Regions from separate parts of the Mus musculus genome. Here region 1 is linked to region 2. Evidence: chromatin loops called from intact Hi-C (ENCODE). Cell type or tissue: left cerebral cortex. All regions are shown on one strand. Links, peaks and the distances in the headings refer to the core of each region. The heading gives the core; the rest is flanking DNA.

Region 1 (2,912 bases), core at 191-2,690, 320 kb before region 2:
TCAAAGTTTTCTATTTGTTACCATTATACATAGATTAAAAAATAATGGATTTAAAATTTGAATATTCATTTGCATTGTTTGTTCTATGTAGAAATGCAGCACATGTACCACGTTCAAAAAGGCAGTTATATCTGAGGAAATTATATTTGCTAATAAAATAATATTTTAAATGTCGTATGTCTAAGCCAGACATCCCATGTCAACCTGTAAGACAGTCTAATTCTATGGAGACCTGTTGTTTCAAAAATGCATATTATCTCTTCTAACACAGTTTACTTGCTATGCATTTCAGTGGCTAGATTTTAAATTACAAACAATAACGTAAGGTTTTAGTCACTCTTGTGCTTTAAAATAGATCCACTTTTTGGAACAAGAGGAAATAATGAGGCTCCCTCGGTAGGGACCTCTCTGCCCTGAACTTGAACTCAACTGCTTGCCCATTTTCTTCAAGGGCCATGTTTTCTAATCAATAACTAGTTTTTCAAATGCATCTAATATTTGACAATAAAGTCTGAAGAGTCCCCCAGAATACTGTTGAGGTCGCAAGTGAGTGGCGGTGAGGGAAGCTCAGGCTACCCTGCTCTCAGGAGGATCCCTCCATAGCTGAGCTCACTGCAGTATTCCTCCTTTCCCTGTCTTAAAGAATCTCTCTCTCTCTCTCTCTCTCTCTCTCTCTCTCTCTCTCTCTCTCTCTCTCTCTCTCTCTCTCTCTCTCTCTTCTTTTAAAATTTCGTAGCATCCCCTGACAAAAGTAATGGGAGGTGAACTTGAACAAAAACTTGCAAAACATTAACCTGTTTCTCACTAAGCTAAGTTCCAGCCCCACTGCAAAATACAATGTCTCAACTGACACCCTTCTATGTGTAGTCCAAACTAAAGACAGCTGATGCTGTGGACTTAAAGAATAAAGTACTGTATATGTGTTTTGTTCTGGTGTGTGTGTGTGTGTGTGTGCAGGGGTGATATCTAAATAACATATACAGCTAATATTTTTAACAAACATTTTAAGTTGGCATATCCCATATATGAATATATTGCCTAAAACAGTTATAATTTGCACAAGTAGAAACAACTGTACATTTTTCCATCAGTAGGCTATGTTTCAGTGCCATGTGACTCGGTCTGAAGGGTCTGAAGTATCTTTGTGCTCTCTTCCTTTCTCCTTCCCCCTCTCCCTGCCTCTCCTGGCCCCCTGGCCTCTCTAACTTTGCCCCTGTTTGTCTCTCTACCACTCTCTTCTGTCTCTGCCTCTTCCATATCTGCATTGTTCTAGCATACACAATGACTTTTCTGGGAACGTTTTCACAATGAAAGTGATTTGTTTTGTTTTTTGTTTTTGTTTTTTGTTTTTTTTAAGCTTTGATGGCCTAATGAGCCCTCAGGGTATCTGCAGAAGTAATCAGAGATGGCAGAGAAAATGTAATCCAGGTGTTAGAAAACTAGAGAGATTGTATAAGCGCTTATTGTATGAGAAGATACTGGCCAGCATTGCTGCCTCAGGCTGCTGGGTAGGAAGGAAATGTGAATGCTATAGCTCCGGATGAAAGAAAAAGCCCCCCGTGTGGGGATTACCAGGGTGGGGGGTAAAGAAGGGGAGGGAGGCATTCTGATGGCAGTGGACAAGGCATTGTCTATGGGAAGATGGAGGGACACTGGGTGTCCCCAGCAAGCCTCCTTGTGGAGAGCTGTGGTTTCTGTCAGGGCATTGGAGAGGGAGCAGGCAGTACCCTGTGTAGTAACCACGCGCCAGGCAGATGCTCTTCAGAGGAATTACCTCTGAGAGCAAGAAGAGGGTGTTCCTGGGACCTTGGGACTGCTGTCAGTCTCCCTCAGAAACCAGTCCGCACTGTGCCTATGGAGGCCCCCAGTGGCTGAGCTGTGGGCTCTGCTTCGCACTCCTGTGCACAGGGCTGACGGTGCGGGTCCTGATGGGAGGGGTGGAGGGAATGCAAACACGGAGGGATCTGTGACCACACGTGCCTGGGGCTCTCCATGGCAGTTGAGGAGCTGCGTGAGTGAGACAGACTGCTGAGGAGGACTTGCTGATGGCCACCAACTCATCTGCCGAGAGGTACCTCTTCCCTTTCCTTTAAAGGTGACATGTGGTTGCTTATTTGCCTGGCTGCCGCAGCTTCCAACTCCTCTGAGTGATCTCAGATGGTCTCTTAAGTAGTTCCCACAGCCATTTCTCCACCTGCCTGGCCACCGTCCACTCTTGTTTGGTTACACACTATGACAGGATGGCATGATTCAGGGTACAGAGGGCCAGCGATGGAACCCTCTCGGCTACAGCTGCCCCTCAGATGAACATGCCTATGGGCTGCTTGTCTGCAATCTCCCAGAGTTGTTCTCATCAGGAGTCTGGATAGTCAAAGCTAGCTTCCAGGACAGGGGAGGTACCTTGATGATTTAGTGTGCTCTACTAAGAGGCTGGTGAGGGAAGGGGACAACTACTACCACAGAAAAGCATTTGTTGCTTGCCCTAAGAGGCTATTTATAGAATCAGCACCTTGGGGTGGGGGGAACAAAACAAAACAAAAAACCCAAATAAACAAGCAAACAAACAAACAAACAAACAAAAACCCCAAATGGCACAGAAAGTCATATAGCTATGCCCTCTTTTGTGTTTCTGGCATCTTACTGGGTCTGCTCTTTTTTAAAATAAACTTTTTCTGTTTTCTCCTTTTCAAATGCTGGTATCATGAGCTAAAAGTTACTCAGAGAATAGTTCTGTCTCTTGTTTTAAAGGAAGATGAGAAAAGGAGCTTGTACCGGATGGGATACTGTAGTGTGGCTGAGAAGCCAGGGAGATGGTGGGAACCCTTCAGTTAACTCTCTGGTGCCCGCTCTCCAGTCTTAAGAGCTGCCAGGGGAGGTCCCAATGCCTTTTTGTTTTGTTATGATGTGTAGCT
Region 2 (2,912 bases), core at 292-2,791:
TGTAGCATGGACTTAGGAAATAGGAATAGTGAACATTGTCCTCTCTAGGAAAACCTAGATTAGTTCTGTATGGAATCACCAAAAATAGGTACTTTAAAAACTGGTTTATATTACAACATTAACATAGTTGGTCTTCTATTGCCTTGATGTGGAAAGTACATATACATGAAACACTAACCATTGACTGGCCAGAAATCCACTCTAAATGGTGTCTCTTGCCATAGCTACACACATGCATACTGTCCAGGAAAGCCTTGGATTCTAGATTTTAAAAAAAGACCAGGTAGAGTAGTTCCTCTGGTTTCTAGACTCTCCACTGATCCTGAGCACGATCCATGGGCAGATCACCTTGTGTTTTCCAAATGACCTCATCACAATAAAGATACATTTGGGTTTTAAATATGAGATGCAAAAGAACAGACAGGGCAGCCATGCAGCCAGGGACCTTCCGCTGGTGAGTTTGTTTGCTGTATGTGGTTCTGAAGCTGTGTTCTGTCTACAGCCAGAAGACTTGGACCCATTCCAGGAGGCTCTGGAAGAAAGACGGTATCCAGGGGAGGTGACCATCCCAAGCCCCAAACCCAAGTACCCTCAGTGCAAGGAAAGCAAAAAGGACTTAATAACGTAAGCATAGCATAAGGTGGCTTGCTGGTTCATCATACGGCTCCTGTCTCGGGCTTACTTTTAAGAAACAGACCTGTTTGAACAGGCCTTGCTGTTTGAGCATGCACGCTTGCGGCCCGAGAATTTCTCCAGCTGCAGTTGAGCAGAGCCAAAGACTGCCTTACACCTGCTTGCTCTCAGTGATGCTCTACTGTGTGCAGGCGCCATTTCATTTAACCCTTTGCATTTGGCAGCTTTCTCCGGGGTGCTTAATGCCCGTTGCAGCTAAACTGGAAACAATGAAATTTCTTAAGTTTGTTTTTTTTTTTTTTTTAACATACTATTCTGGCTCTCTTTGTTTTTGTTTGGTGGCAGATGTCCAACTCCAGGGTATAATGGGAGTGGTCATGTGACTGGTAATTACGCCTCACATTGAAGGTGTGACTTCATTTTTATCATGGTGGATTCCGTCTTTCAATTTATTGTTTTCAGCTTACCTCAACAATGCTGTCAAAGTACAAATGTTGGCTTCTGTGTCAACACTCTGAGTGCTGTATGCTTCCCTTCATAGCATGCTAATTTACAAGTTACACAAGGATTGTTAACCTTAGGACACCCAGATTCACAAAAATTCTTCCCAAAAATTTAAACCAAAAAGAACATGTATTTTGTCTGATTTTTTTTCTTCAAATTATTAACAGAAATGTTTTCTTAAACACACTCTTGATGGCACTCAGAGTTAGTAATACAATCCTGCAGTATACAGCACTTGGCTCACTGCACCTCTGCATTGAACTTTTAATTTCAACTTTGTGTTGTGTTGTTCGGGTGCTGTCACCGCCTAAGGGTCCACTCACTGTGTCTCCTGGCCTGTCTTACAGTCTGTCTGGCTGCCCCCTGGCGGACAAAAGCATTCGAAGTATGCTGGCCACCAGTTCCCAAGAGCTCAAGTAAGCATTCGTGTCACCAAGTCTCTTTTAAGAGTCTCATTGCTGTTAGCTCACAGAAAACAGTGTCCTGTTTGAAAGTGGATTGTCTGGGAAGGGGTCTCCAGTGACATCTGTGCCTAGTGGAGCTGGGTGCTCTCCAGTTCTTTCATATCATGCCATTTCTATCTGGAAATGTTTGTCTTCAGATATGCATTTCTCCCAAGGAAAAATGTTTTCAGTGTTACCTAAATGTTCAGAAAATTATTGTCTAAAATTTTTTAAAATGGACACCAGAGATAAAAATCTACCTGGTAACAGCCAGCCCTTAAACTTGTAGTCTTCATTCTAAACACTGCCTAGGCCAGTGACAGCTCAGAAATCTGTGTGGTGTTGGCACTGAACTACACACACACACACACACACACACACACTCACACTCACACTCACACTCACACACACACACACTAGCCATAGTTCCCTCTGCTCTCTGTTAGAACTTGGAAACATAAGTCTGGCATCTGTACGAGCCCAGAGCCAGCAGCAGCAGAATGAGACTGTTCTCCTTTGTAACTGAGTGTACACCACTCATTTTCAAGCAGGCTACAGAAGGAGCCAGTGAAATGATAAAAAGAACATTGAAACCTTACCCACTCCACTCAGTGTGGACTCTTAGGTGTCTATAAGGACAAAAGGCCAAACTTGACCGCACAGCGTGATGACAGCAGTTACCCTTCAAATGACAACCCTTGCTTCCCTGACCTTCCCTACCATTCTGTCCTCTGCATGGCTAGGAAGATGCTGCCCCACCCCCAGCCCCATGACCATAGTCTAGGGGTGACCTGAGCATAGCCTTCTGTTTGACACCCATGTCATTTTTTTCAGGCTCCCTGTCCAGGGCCCTAGTGCCATAGACCACCTGCTCATGTTCAGTGACTTCCTGAACTAGCCCTCCTGTCGCACACAGGACTCTTGCCTTGCCGTTGACGTCCTGAACTAGCCTTCCTGCCAATTGCAGGACTCTTGCCTTGCCGTTGTCTTCACAAACTGTGAGCAGCTCGAGGGCTTCCTCTTGCCTTACGGTCTAGCAGCATTTAAATCAGTGCCTGATGGACAAATAGCTTTAGCAGCTCAAAGCAACACCCTTAGGAGCAACAATCCAGCACACTTTGCTCAGGCGTCTTTTTGCTATGGCTTCAACCCACATTTCCCTCATGATCAAAATGTAACCAACTGCACTTGGATCTTGGCCAGCACATCAGGATGGGGCAGCATTCCTTTGAATCTCTTGATGAGGAATTCTTTGCAAAAGCCTGGTATATCTCCAGTTGCAGCAGGCCACCTGTAAACAAGAAACTAGTTTTTGTGTGACTTGTACATTGC

The links. Peaks named below come from ENCODE experiments on the same cell type or tissue, not always from the same donor. Only the 100,000 strongest peaks of a DNase experiment are listed, where the experiment ranks them.
Region 1: it touches region 2 in a loop (3-fold over the local background); 2 of 42 quality-filtered maps call a loop at or near these places.

What each region holds. Positions count from the first base shown.
Region 1 is chr12:29,531,465-29,534,376 of GRCm38, forward strand. The region is part of intron 1 of Myt1l (myelin transcription factor 1-like); the gene reads left to right. Among named protein-coding and RNA genes, the nearest start is that of Gm20208, 1.8 kb to the left of the region's middle. In left cerebral cortex, for the core only: a CTCF peak has its summit at 1,688; a DNase peak (open chromatin) is centred at 1,945; H3K4me3 peaks cover 2,383 bases; H3K27ac peaks cover 2,295 bases.
Region 2 is chr12:29,853,731-29,856,642 of GRCm38, forward strand. Myt1l (myelin transcription factor 1-like) reads left to right here. Exons shown (of 25, transcript NM_001093775.1): 17 at 503-624; 18 at 1,485-1,553. Among named protein-coding and RNA genes, the nearest start is that of Gm46346, 60 kb to the right of the region's middle. In left cerebral cortex, for the core only: a CTCF peak has its summit at 1,519 (motif pointing left); DNase peaks (open chromatin) are centred at 600, 1,504 and 2,761; H3K27ac peaks cover 959 bases.